Regions from separate parts of the Mus musculus genome. Here region 1 is linked to region 2. Evidence: chromatin contacts called from ENCODE Hi-C or POLR2A ChIA-PET data. All regions are on one chromosome and are shown on one strand. The core of a region is the stretch at or near the end of the contact, and the rest is flanking DNA. Distances in the headings are between cores, read along the strand shown.

Evidence for each region. A loop is a pair of places that touch in the nucleus more often than their neighbours do. ChIA-PET counts read pairs that join two places held with the same protein, here RNA polymerase II (POLR2A).
Region 1: a loop to region 2 is called in a map of v-Abl transformed pro-B cells, with 2.6 times the contacts of the local background. The contact joins the promoter of E2f8 here to the promoter of Zdhhc13 in region 2. A Hi-C loop is called at or near these places in 10 of 37 maps with a recorded cell type or tissue (T-helper 1 cell, T-helper 17 cell, adrenal gland and 4 more). POLR2A ChIA-PET finds 5 or more read pairs at or near these places in 3 of 5 experiments (Patski and embryonic stem cell).

What each region holds. Positions count from the first base shown.
Region 1 is chr7:48,877,038-48,883,420 of GRCm38, reverse strand. It overlaps E2f8 (E2F transcription factor 8), which reads left to right and starts at 2,380. Exons shown (of 13, transcript NM_001013368.5): 1 at 2,380-2,760; 2 at 3,020-3,143; 3 at 4,718-4,996; 4 at 5,323-5,479. The coding sequence starts at 3,129. Gm2788 (predicted gene 2788) reads right to left here and starts at 2,121. Exons shown (of 2, transcript NR_155436.1): 1 at 1,904-2,121. LOC115486422 (a long non-coding RNA gene) reads right to left here and starts at 5,380. Exons shown (of 3, transcript XR_882082.2): 1 at 5,309-5,380; 2 at 4,974-5,090; 3 at 2,797-2,900.
Region 2 is chr7:48,786,027-48,792,765 of GRCm38, reverse strand. It overlaps Zdhhc13 (zinc finger, DHHC domain containing 13), which reads right to left and starts at 3,763. Exons shown (of 17, transcript NM_028031.3): 1 at 3,629-3,763. The coding sequence starts at 3,655.

The DNA of each region.
Region 1 (6,383 bases), core at 1,131-3,630, 92 kb before region 2:
AAGATCCTTGCTTCCTTTTCAAGGTCTCATGACTGACAGCGTCAAGACTTTAAACCTCTCTTCGAAGCACCATTTTTTCATTCTGCTCCACGACTTTGATGACAACTGACAGGGAAGCCACCACTAAACAAAAATGATGTATCTCACCCTTTCTCCCATGTTGAGGGAGGGCTGGAAATGACTGTGACCTGGACTACAAGTCACCGACTTTGCTGTCCTGAGAATTTTCTGAGGCAAGGCACTAGGATATAAGAAGTGGTAAGGGGTGGGGGCTTGGGGGTAGGGTAGAGGTCCTGAATTCTGGCTCTGGATATAAGCTGGGCATCATTCAATCCTTCGGAGCGCTAAGCACTGACAGGTGAAAGATTTGACAAGTAGCCTGACAGACAGTGGCTTAGACAGAAGCCCACACACTACTTCTTGGTGATATATTTAAACTTAGTCCCTGCTCAGTAAAGATGTATCTGTTCTGTAAGCATCCTGTCCTGCCTCATGACGGATTTTTATTTTACATCCGATGCTACAGCCAGCCAGCCCCTATGTATAGCACGTGAATATTCAGGTCCAGTCCTGGTCTTGAGGAACACTTGGGTGACCCTGAGCACCGGAGCTTCTGATAGCTACTAGAACTGAACAGAGAGACACAAAGATGTGGCAGCATCTTGGAAGCCACCCTCAGGAAGAAGACCCTGGCTCATCACCTAGACCTCTGCCCAGTGTGCATTCCCTTTGCACCTGGATCCCGGGGCGGTGTTATGGCATCCACGCCCTAACCACCGCCAGGAAAACACAGTATCTCCCTTGAAGTCAGTGATGGTTAGCTTACTGATGGCCAAGCTCAGTGATGGGACTTGGACTGCGTGGCCCCGAGTCCTTCTGGAGGCTGAAGATACAAAGTTAAAAGCAGGAAGAGCCCAAACCACAATCTTAGATGTAAGCGGGTTGGGCAACATGCGGTCCGGGCGATCCCAGAGTGATCAGAAAAGGGGAAATGTTACAAGGCAAAGGCGGGTGCAAAAGAACTCGAGCACGGAAAGGCATAGTTGGGGTGCCGAGCTTCTTTTTCCACTTCTGCAAAATGAGGGTTTTGGACGAGATGGTCTCCTAACTCTAAAATTCCCTTGACCTGTTCGATATACCAGGCCGATGTCAGAAGCTCATAAAAGGAAAAGGAAGAAAAGCGGGAAAGAGCAAAGAGGGGATCGGCAGACGCAGGACACTGGGGACAGGCTTGGCGGGTTTTCTGAGTTTCTCTCCCTCCTCCCACACCTGCGTGTTCAGAGATCGGCCAACGCCCCGCATCCTTGGGCTTCAGACAACGAAGCTCTTTCCTCCTCACACGTTTCTTTCTGGAAACCGTGGAGCAGAAGCTGCTAAGCAGTCATGCAAAGGGTCGCAGAGGGAACGGTGTCGCTAGGGTCCAGAGGGCAGGTGAGCAGACCCGGTTGACGTGGCACCAAGCTGGGGATGGCGGGGAGCCCTCGAGTCCTAGCCAGCCAGCTCTGGACCAGCCAAATTTCATCCCCCAACTTCGATCTCGGATAAATGGTGTTTGCAAAAAGAAAAAAAAAAAAAAAGAAAGAAAGAAAGAAAGAAAAGGAAAAAAGAAAAAGGAAAAGTTTTTGAGGACTTTTCCCCAAGTCTGGCTGTAGGCGGGGTCGGAGGGTGGTGCCTACAGTCTGATTCGCCGCGGCGGCAGTGCAGAGGCGCGGATTGGCGCGCGGGGCCCCGGGCCGGGAGAGCGGGCGTGGGGGAGGGGAGGCTCCGCGCCCGCGGGAGCGGCTCGCGCCGGGAGCGGGTTAATTTCAAATCGGGGGCTGGACTGCTCCTGGACGGCCACGCTCCCGCGGCCCGCCCGCCGGCCCCCCCCAGCCCCGGCCCCGGTGGCGCCCCCGGCACCCACCTCTGCGCGGCGGGGCTAAGCGAGTCTCCCTGAGACGCGCTGGCTCCCTGAGACGCGCAGCCAGGATTCGGGGCCACCCCGGACCGTCAGCTCTGAAGGAGGATTGACAGGTGAGCGGGGAGCAGACTGCTGCGGCGGGGTTGTGGGATCCCGGGAAGGCCAGGGTGAAGGCGGCCGTTTCCCGCCTCCCGCCCCGCCGGGGCCCGTGGGGAGGAGCCGAGCTCCCGCGCAGAGGGCGGGGGAGGGGCTCGCCCGCGCTCCAGCCCCGCGCACTCGGGGGCGGTGCCAGCTACGGTCCCGCTTTCCGCGCCAAATTTTTAAATCGAAGGCGGAAGGTCCGGCCCCGCCTTGGGGACCTCTAGCCAATCGCAGGCCTTCACCGGGCTTACTGATTGGCTCGGAGCCGTCGCCCTGGAAACCGTGAGATGCTGTCTGGCTGCCCCCGGGGGCGGTGCAGTTGGCGGGGAGGAGGAGCCAGTGCTTGCGCCGGGCGGGACGCGGGCTACTGCTGGGGACTGTACCTGGGACCGGGAGCGCAGCGTACGGTGCGCTTTGGCATCGCGGTGATTTCGGCACCTAGGGAATCCTTCCCTCGCCCCAGTACTTCGTGTATTGAAAGAAGCCTGAAAAAGGGGGTCAAGATCCCAAAGCCCTTTGTAAATGCCCGGTCGTGCGCTTAGAGCGCAGAGGCTGAATTGGAGGGTTGTTCTCAGGCCACTTCACAAGTCCTTCCTTCTGAGCCTGTGCACGTGTGTGTCAGGCGAGAAACTTCAGCATCTCCCCCGATGCAGGCTCGGTGCGTGCTCCATCGGAACCCGGGCTCGTGCGCTCCGTCCGCAGCCCGGATCAGTGCACAGGTGGGTGCTTGCTACAGCCATCTCGAACCTGAGAGAGGACTGTCACTGTAGATTCTGTGTTTGCTTGAAGTCTCGTGACAGAAGGGTTTGATGGAGGAATTTACTGCTGTCTGTTGGCGCGGTCTGCCTAGAGGCAATGTCTGTCCTCAAGGCAAAAATAAACCTGGTTTGTCATTTTTTGTTTGTTTCCGGGGGCTCTTGTGTACGTGAATCATTTTCATCAGCTCTTAATTCTTGCTTTACTTTTTTTCCTTTTAAGGATAGTAAAAAACTTTAATCGATTGGACTACTTAAACCACTGGAACTTGGGGAGGAACTTCAGATTTTTCGTTTTTAAAGACACACTAAATGTATGAGGAATTGACAAAATGGAGAACCAAAAGGTATTTTTAAAGTCCAGTCTATACTGTTGCAATGTCAAATGAAGTATCATCCTGAGTTTTTCGTTAATAAGTTTTCTTAAATTTTTCGTTTGATAGTCACGAATGCTGTATCCTTTTGGTTAACTTTTACAGAAATCCAGAAGGAAATTTTAATTTTTGAAGAGGAATAGGGTTGTCCAGGGTTAAAGTAACCTTTTTGTTTCAAAAGTTTAATATAAATTTAATATATATGGAAAAAGCTTTGGGGTTTTTTCTGTGCTTAAAAAATTATGTATATGTTATTTACATGAACCATTGGAATTCACAAAGGTCATAATTTGATACTGGATTTCTTTGTAAGATAACATTTTAAAATGTCAGCCCTTTAACCTACTGGGCCTCCAAATGCTGTTCCTGACAGATCTCCTGGAAGCATTTAGATGTTAGCTCAATGCTGTCCTTGGCAGTGTTCACTGAAACCCCACCCTTGGATCAGCACCTCCTGAGGGCACCATACTGAACTGAAAATTCAGGTGCCAGCCCCATGTGACCTCCCTCTGCCTCGCATCATCGTCTGCTAAGTAGCAGATTCAGCAGAAATACACACTGAGCCCTTAGTTTCATGGTTGTAATAGAGGATTGTTAACCCGGGCTCCCAAAGTTACTGAGGAAACAGTGTATCTCTGTTCTCTGAGTTGTTGCCTTCCAAATCCCTTTCTTTAAGAATGGTGTACTGCCTGGTGTCTAAAAGTGAAGGGGGCCCAGTCTCTACTATCTATATGAATTGCTCTTAACTTACCAGTGTAGGTAAGTGCTAACTTACCATAGCAGAAACTAGCTCTGAGGCCTTAAATGGCTAACCTTACTTCCCTTGGTCCCATTTTCTGCATCTGTGCCTCAAGCGTTGATGTTGAAAGCAAATTTTTCTGGTCAGAAGTCCTGCTGGTAGGCGGGAGGCCCTAACCGTAAGGGCACCCTCACCTTGGCTGCTTGAGCCTGTTCCTGGTATATCAATGAGCAACCACTGCTCACAGCCACTCCACTGGGTGGGGCCTGGTGTGGGTCCTGAAAGCCTTTACCTGATGTCTCATTAGTAGGAATTTAGGAATTTAGAAGTGATCAGTTACTTAGAGTGATTGGTTCTAGTAAGGAAAGGGAAGGGACTGAGCTCTAAGCTATCTTTACAGCCCTCCTTTCTCAAAATAGAATTTAAAAATAAAACCTGTAGTTAATGTTATTTATTTATTAATGTAAATTCTTAGATCACATGGTGAAGACATTTAGATCCATAGTATCTACCAAGTTAAAAGTGGGAAGTTTAACTATTAAATTTACCGTAGTAGCAGGGGACATGCCTGTAATCACAACAGAGGCAGAGGCAGGAGGATTGTTAATTTAGGGTCAGCTTGTTACTACATAGTAAGTTCCAGACTGGTTGGAATGTATAGTGAGACCTTGTCTCAAGCAAAAAAGGAAAATACTGTCCAGAGATCACTGTGATATTCTTAACCTACTTGGTCAATATGAAAGGCAGAAAGCCTTTCTGCTAGGTTCTGTTTTACAATGAACTCAGTTATTAATTCCTCTTAAACCAGGAAAACCTCTTTTCTGAGCCACATAAAAGGGGACTGATGAAAAGCCCCCTGCATCCGTCCTCGAAGGCCAACATGGTGTTGGCTGAGATCCAGCCTGACTTGGGCCCTCTAACCACACCAACCAAGCCCAAGGAAGTCTCCCAAGGAGAGCCATGGACACCCACAGCCAACCTGAAAATGCTCATCAGCGCCGTGAGCCCCGAGATCCGAAGTCGAGATCAGAAAAGGGGCCTGTCTGACAACCGAAGTGCATTACCTGAAGCTAGAGACTGTTTGCACGTAGGTTTACAGGGAGGCTGGGTGGCGTTTGGGGGCTTGTGGATGAAGGGACGGTCAGTGTGGAGCCCGGAGCTGTTGGAAGGCTGTTGACCTGCTGAACATGGGAAGAGTTTGTAGCTTTGGAGCACAACACCGGGAATTGTACTCTATGAGTGATCTTTATCCCAGGCCTTAAGACCATTCCTATTCCCCTCCCACTTTGTTGCAGCTGTTCAAACCGCGTGCATGTGTGGGTAAGAGGAGTTAGTCATCTAGCACAGAGGCCCCCCAATAAATCTGTCATGCTCTATTCCAGAATGAGACATTATTTACCTTTCCCTCTGCAGGAACACTTATCAGGAGACGAATTTGAGAAATCCCAGCCGAGTCGGAAGGAGAAGAGCTTGGGGTTGCTATGCCACAAATTCCTAGCGCGGTACCCCAAGTACCCCAACCCTGCTGTGAATAACGACATCTGCCTGGACGAGGTGGCCGAGGAGCTCAGTACGTATGCCAGTTGCCAGGATGGTTAATGATTAGAGTGAGTCTGTGGACTTAACTCTTTTCAATCTGAGCTCATATAGTCACACTATCACAGATTCAGATAAGACCGTGTGGGAATTCAAAGCCTCACAAGTCCTGTTAATTTGAGCATAACTCGGTCTTGGAAGCAAACAAATGTCGGTGGAGAGTTTCTGGGTTCGGGTTGTCCCTGAAGCTGCACAGGAAGGAAATGGTGTTTTATGACTTGTTTCACAAACAGCTGCAGCTCTGGCATTCACCTTGACCCTGTCTGTCCCTGAGGAACTAGTGTATCCACAGGTGCATGAAGGGAAGATCTGCCTCTCTGCCATTTGAGACTGAGGATGGGTTAGGAGGCGGTTATTCTGTCTTTGGTATAAATTATGGGTGTCCTCTCTTTATCACTTGGTAAAGACCTGGTTCTAGAGCAGGAAAGGAGGCTAGCAGATAAAAAGCTTTGCGGTCGTTAAAATACGTTTTTGTGTGCATGTATAAGTATGGGTGTCTATGTGTGTTCCTGTGTGCACAGGGCCAGAGGCCAACTTTGGATATCTTTCCTTAGGAACCTTGGTTTCTGAGAACAAGGAATCTCACTGGGACCTGGGGCTCACCAATTCATCGAGGTTGGCTTTTCAGATGGGTGCTGTGGATCAAACTCAGGCTAGCACTCTCCCAGTGGAGACATGTCCCCAGCCGGAAAGTATCTTAGTCTCAACTTTGCAGTATATGCAGGATAGTGATTTAATGTGTAGTTTCACTCCATAAAGAAAAAGACCGCCTTTCTAAGCAGGAACATTAATACACTGCTTGGACCCACCTGCTCTTCATATACACTCTGTCTGGCTAGGTGATGTGTGTGTGTGTGTGTGTGTGTGTGTGTGTGTGT
Region 2 (6,739 bases), core at 2,514-5,013:
TGCCACCCTCTCTTTTTGATCCAGGGTCTCACATCTAGCCTCTAACTTGTGATCTTCCTGCTTCAGCTTCCTAAGAGCTGGGCTAACAGTCATGTGCTAACATGTCCACCCGCTATTTTTCATCTGTGCCTTTTGGCCTTGTGCTCAATTCCAGGAATTACCCATGAAATCTCAATTATTGTAGCTACTGAGGAAAGTTCTAGCACTCATGCTGCCAAAAGATCCCTTTCTTGCTTCTTGAGTGAATTACATTGCTCATGGAGTTCTGTCTACAGGAATGTCCTCTTCTGGGGCTCAAATCTGTAAGAGGGGCAAACCAGAGGTGACAAAGGTAAATTATCTGCTGGGTTTGTGGAGCTTGATTTCTGGTTGTCTTTAATATGATTTCCCATTTACTTTTCCAGGGTCCTTCAGGAGATGTTTTAAAGTCTGCCAGACTTCATATCTACATTCAATGGGAGAGAGAGGTGTGCTTCTATCCCTTCATCTCACCCAGAACGAGAGCCATAATGCTCTTTTGAATAGATTTGTTCAGATCTATCTGCTGAATAAGCAAACACAGAATCATATAAAGTCAAAACTAACAGGTACTTAGCTACATTAAAAGGAAAGTAAGAACTTTTTAGGATTCTCTGTATCATAGTAAATATGAACTATTCAGATGGAAGAAAACTGGTTCTACATAGTCTATGATTCTGATCCATTTGGTTTTCTCTGGTCCACCTAAGATTCCAGTTAACAAATATTCAAGGGACCAGGATACCATGTTTTGTTTTGTTTTGTTTTTTTCTAAAATACATGGGTTGTTGGGGAGAAGGAGAAAAAAAGGAAAGACATATATAAGCTAAATACTTCTCCACAGGGAAGAAAAGGGTCAAAATTGAACATTATAATTGAAGCATAAAGTTACATCAGTGGCAGTTTTTATATCAGTCCCCAGTTTTTCTTATTTTCAAGATCAAGAGGTGAAGGTCTATGTCACTTTCTCTTGACTCTAAGCTCTGTGAACTGCTTCACTAATAAAATATTGTAGAAACATGGCTGTGTCCATTTGTAAGCCTAGGCTTTAGAAACTGGCAGCTTCCTCTTCCTGTCTCTTAAGACACATTTCTTTTGGAATCCAGCTACCATGCTGTGCAGAAGACCAGGTTATCTGTTGAGAGTCAGCATCAACTGCCAGATCTTCGAGGAAAAACACTCCTAGATAATACCAGTCCTAGCTAGCGACTTACAACTAGCTTATGAGTCTTTCCTGCTGAGGCTCTAGACACAATGGAACAGGGAGACAAACCAACCTGAACCAGTCTTCAGATTTCTGAAGCACCGATCCATGAGTTAACAATGGCTGTTTTCCATGCCATCATGCTTTTGAGCATGCTCAACAGAGCATCTTTAAGCTATACAGTAATTATGATGCAATCAAATTATTTTTAAAATAGTAAGCGTTCATGAAGATACAGTGGATTCTAAAGGAAAAACATGATCTGGAAAACTCTGGCAAGGGAGGTGTGACAGAAAACCATTAAACTTTGTCACAATATTAACAGAAGTATCAGAGTTAAGTTTCTAAATTCACTAGTGGGTGAACACTAGTGTTAGATTCTTTTTTTTTTTTTTTTTTAATGCTTGACACAAAGCAATGATTAATGCATCTGATACAAATCACTACCTTCATGGTACTTATGCTCAGCAGAGGAGAGAGCAAGCGCATCATCAGGATCAACAGCTTATTGCATGATATTAAATGCCGGGGAGAAATATGAACCCAGGAGGGGGGCCAGGGAGTGATATCGTTAGTGATGACAATAAGAAAGGCCTGCATTTTTAAGTATAAGGGCATCAAAATGCTACACTGTGGTGAGATTTGTCTGAAGATATTATAGAAGTGGAGGAATAAGCCACATCAATACTCAGGAGTGACTTCAGACAGAGCACTCCTGATAAAACAAGGAAGTAATATGGCCTGCAGCCCGGTGTACCTGGGAGTTTCTTGAGCAAACAAAAACTGTAAAAGGTGAGGTATTAAGCATAACTGAGATCCAGGCAGGCTAGGAAAATTCTGACAAAGCAAAACAAAACAAAACAAAACAAAACAAAACAAAAAGACCTATCGGCACTAAGAAGCAAATTCAACAACAGGGATGCTTTGTCTGTTTTGTTCATGAAGAATAGAGCCCAATTTCCGGGACACATTTACAACACATTTACTGGATGGATGAATGGAATCTCGGCTTTGCCACTCAGCTGCTCTCTAGCGTGTGACTAGATTGTCTTGAGTGTCCGTTCTCACTTTTAAAATTAGAAATAATTACTCTTACCTAGCTCACAAGTGAGTAGTGAAGACCAAGACTGGGAGATTTCTAAGAAGGGTAAGCTAGCTCTTCACGTTATAACTGAAGAAAGCAGCCATGGCAACTATCATTAACAACAGTCTATCTTGCCCCACCAACCTCAACCTCTAAAATCATCCTCTCCCTTCTGATGTCATGGAACCTGAGCTGGGTTATTTCCCTCTTAGCATGGAGGAGTAAAGCTAAGCTCTCACAGGCTTTTATTAATGAGTGACAGTAATTAAGAAATGAGGCCTACTCTTACTGACGTTTGAGCCTGAGAAAAATAATGAGAGACTGTTTCATGTAAAGAGTCTATGTTCTTTCATAGTAATTCAGGCTCCCTGCACATCATTTTTCATTTCTTTTAAAATGCAAGAACTCCCAATAAAAACACCTCAGCATGTTATTTTCCACTTAAACCTACACCAAACTGGTTGAAGAAGAAAAATAGAGAGCTATGAAGAACACTCTTGGGATTGGGGAATTTTTTTTTTTTTAAAGAGTCCAAGCAATGTGACAACCTCAAACTGCTTGAAAAAAAAAAATCAATCTACTTCTAGCATAACTTGAATTAGAGACTGTGTCAGTTTACTCTCCTGTAGATGGGGATTTCTTTTGCTTAAAAACTTTGAAGCTGGGATAAAAAGGTGCACATAAATGCATGTAGCACACGCTAAACATTTGCTAGGATTGAAGAAGCCTGAAAATATTAAGTTGTAATCTATTCAATGCCAGTTATAAGTCTTTAGAGTAGTCACAATCAAAAGGGACAAATTCTTAGTTCTCTTGGCTTTTATAGCTTCCCCTTTGGCCTCCTCTGTCCTCTGGGACTAATCTAGCCCTTCTCAGAATAGAATCCTTGGGGATTTTGCAGATGGTACCACGGAGCGCCCTTCCTCCTGCCTCCACAGCCTTGATGCTTTCAAGGAGTAGGAAGGATGTGGGTAGCAACAAGAGCTAAGACAAGGTGGAGAGAAGGCGGCAGCCTAGGCGCTAGGGCTGATAATTTCTCAACAGAATCTCTCAGACTCCAGGCTAAGGTCTAAGGCTGGCTGTGCTATCTGAGGTGTGTCACCTGACACCTTACAGGTTCCAGCCGACTTAGGCACCGGTGCGTGACGCCCAGCCGCCGAATGGAGGCGACAGGAGGGCCCGGCCTCGCTCTGCGGCCACCGCAAAGGACAAGCAGCATCTTTCTTAGTGTGGCCAAGGCCCAGATCCTGCTGTCCTCGCGGAACCGCCTCACCTGGCCGCGGCTTACGTCCCCACCGCCGCCCACGTCCAGCCGCGCTCACCTGCGAGCCCAGGCCCGGGCCCTCCATCACGACCCGCGCCCGCTCGGCCGCGGCTCCAGCGCAAAGTGGCGGCCGCGGCTCTCCAAGCACGCCTCAGCCGCCTCTCGCCCACTTCCGGCTCGCGCTCCGCCCTCCTAACTGCGCGCATCCTAGGGCTGTCAATCCGCCACGAGAAGCCAATCCCCGATCTCTCTCTCACGGGGGCGGGACTTTCTCACCTCTAGAGAACTGCCGGTCATCCCCGCCCCCTGCCCCGCCCCCGCTATGTTCTTTCCTTCAGCCCCACCCTTGGCACCACTTAGGGTTCCCACTCAGAAGGCTCTACAGGTGCAGGTTCAGGCTGTTGTTATTCCAACGTCCCCGAGTGGGCTACCCCAAAGCTAGCTGTCCTTGTGGAGTTCTCTCCCTCACCTCAATCTTCTCAACTGTGAGTCAAGAACAAACTTCATGTAAGCGTTTGGAAAATTAACTGAGGAAAAGTATTTACAGTCCCACAGCAGGGGTTTTGGCAGATGAAGAGCATCCTGCCTCATGGACAACCTCACAGATGTTAGCTGTTCTAGGCATTGGGAGTTCCTAACTGCTGCTCTTCAGTCATGTGCTCTTGAGCAAGATACTTTTAGCATCAGGGCCTGGTTCCTCATAGAAAGCAGAAGATGTGAGCGGTGGTAAAGGCACTTGCCAACAAGTGTTACGACCTGAGTTTGTTCTCCTGGATCATGGTGGGAAGGGAAAAGTCTTGATGCTTTCCACTGATTCTTACACACACACACACACACACACACACACACACACACACACACACACACAGCTCGTTCACCATGCCACCTCCACACACAAGTAAATTAATAAATGAAACAAAAATACGTTTTAACAAAAAAGAAAGCAGAAAATATGAGAGTTCCACAGGGAGGGTGGAGATATAACTGAATAAGCCTCTCCAGTCCCTTTTGGTAGACTGCATGGAGGAGAGGGCATATAAGTCTTGCACACATTGGTGGGCTATGAAACAAGAATACTCTTGGTTCTTACCAGTGGGGAGCTCTCTCCTACCTCAGTGTCCAGAAAACAATAGGGCTTTCCTGAGCCTGGACTCAACTCCGTTCTTTGTGATAATTCCTTGATGTGTCTGTTACCAAGCCCAGCTTGGTTAGATCCTTAGAGGCTAAGTCAGAATTAATATTGTGACTCTATGAAACCATGAAATAAGTGTCTGGAAATAAAGTGCTGGGTTACCCATGAAAAAATATTACCCTGAAACAGTAAAATTATAAGTGTATTATTATGGTCAGTGGCCCTACTTATTGGGCACACCATAGATTACCCATAAAGCCTACACCCACTGAAGATGGGAAACACTGTGTTTGTCTAGGAACTCCCAGTGCCCAGAACAGCACCGAGACCTAGAAACTATTTACCATAATTACAGTGACTAGATGGGTGGATGTACGAATGTGTCATCAACTTTTATGATGCTACGCAGAGCAAACTGAGTGACAAATCGAAGGATGGGCAAGTGACTTCCTCCAGAGCAAGAGGAAAGGCAGGTGGTTTGGATAACATAGGATGAAGCCTGGGGAGGCTCTCCAAGATGAGAGATCCTTGTAATGTAGTCACTGCCTGATCATTACCTAATCTGGTGTCTGTTTATTGATCACTTAGCGTGCATTAGCAACTGTACTGGTGCTCTGCATACGTTATATCTAATCCATGGGATGGTTTTAGCTGATTCCATAAATTCCCAATTTGCTTAATGCTTGGCAGAGAGAGGGTTCAATATCATTTCTTTTATTAGTTAGTGCTTTGGCCAATGTAATTTGGTTCTTTCCTCTTATTAAGGTGCCGTGGAACTCTAGGGAGGCTTGAAATCTCTCCCATGTTTTTGTTTTGATGTCCTATCATACTGGAAGAGTCTGCACTGAATAATTTCTGACACCCCTCTTCTTAGCCAGGCTCCGGAATCCACTCTGCTCCTTAGTTTTATCCCTCCAACAAGCTACTCGAAGTTAAGATAAGCACATCTGTGTCTAATTCCTCTATGGAAGGGAGCCCAGTGATGCGAAGGGCTGTCGCCATCTCTCACCTTTGAGAATACCTTTGTAGACATGCCCCAGTAGACAAGCATGACTGTGTGTGTGAGCTCCTGAAGCTGCCGGGGCTTGACCCACAGCTTCAGCCTTTAGTGATTTTGTGATCTTCAAAATGCTGCTCTACCTTTGTCCTTTGTCTCTCACCTGTAAGTAGGACACCAACTGATGTTTACTTCATGGTTCTGTTGAAAGAATGAAATGAATCGATGCGTGTGAAGTGTGTAGAGGACAGCTTGGTACACTCTAGGCTTGGTAAATGGGTTAGTTAGTATCATTATAATTGCCACACTCCTCCTCAGGTGGGGGATGAGCATTGGTTGGGACCAGTTGGATGCTATTGTGTCAAGGGGACAGCAAGCCTGGCTTTTAGTTTACACTCTGTGTGTGTGTGTTAGATTTCCAGGATTGCCATAAAAAAAAGCAGTACTGACTGAATGGCCAAAAGGCCGGTGAATTGCTGTCATATAGAGCAGAACGCTAGAAGCCTAAGGTCAAGGAAGGTCTCAGCAGGCTTGGTTTCTTCTGAGGCTGGTCTCCTTAGCTTGTGGATGGTCATGTCCTCCATGTGCCTTCTCAGATCTCCATTGCATGTATCTGTATCTTAATTCCTTCTCCTTGTGTGGACAGGATTTAAACTGGATTTGAGTCCACCCTGACCATACCTTACCCCTATTACCTTATATAAAAAGCCCTATGGGCAAATACAGTTATGGAGGGGAGAGGCAGAGCATTTGTCTGCCCACAACACTGTGATTCTAAGCAAACCATTTCCCCTTTTTGTAGATATCCTCATGTGTATATTTTCATGGAAGCTGAAGCTGAAAGCACTCTTTTATGGTTCCTCTTGGTTTTGATCACGTAGCTCTCCTAAGTAAGATTAATCCTTTTCTTTCTCTCTAATACTCTTACATAGGTGGAACTCTCCTCACCCTGCAAGCACAGATTAACTTTCTCTTGCATACCAGACACTGCTCAGCATTGGGAAAGCATTTGAGCAAGGAAGAGGCCTCTTCTCTTGATT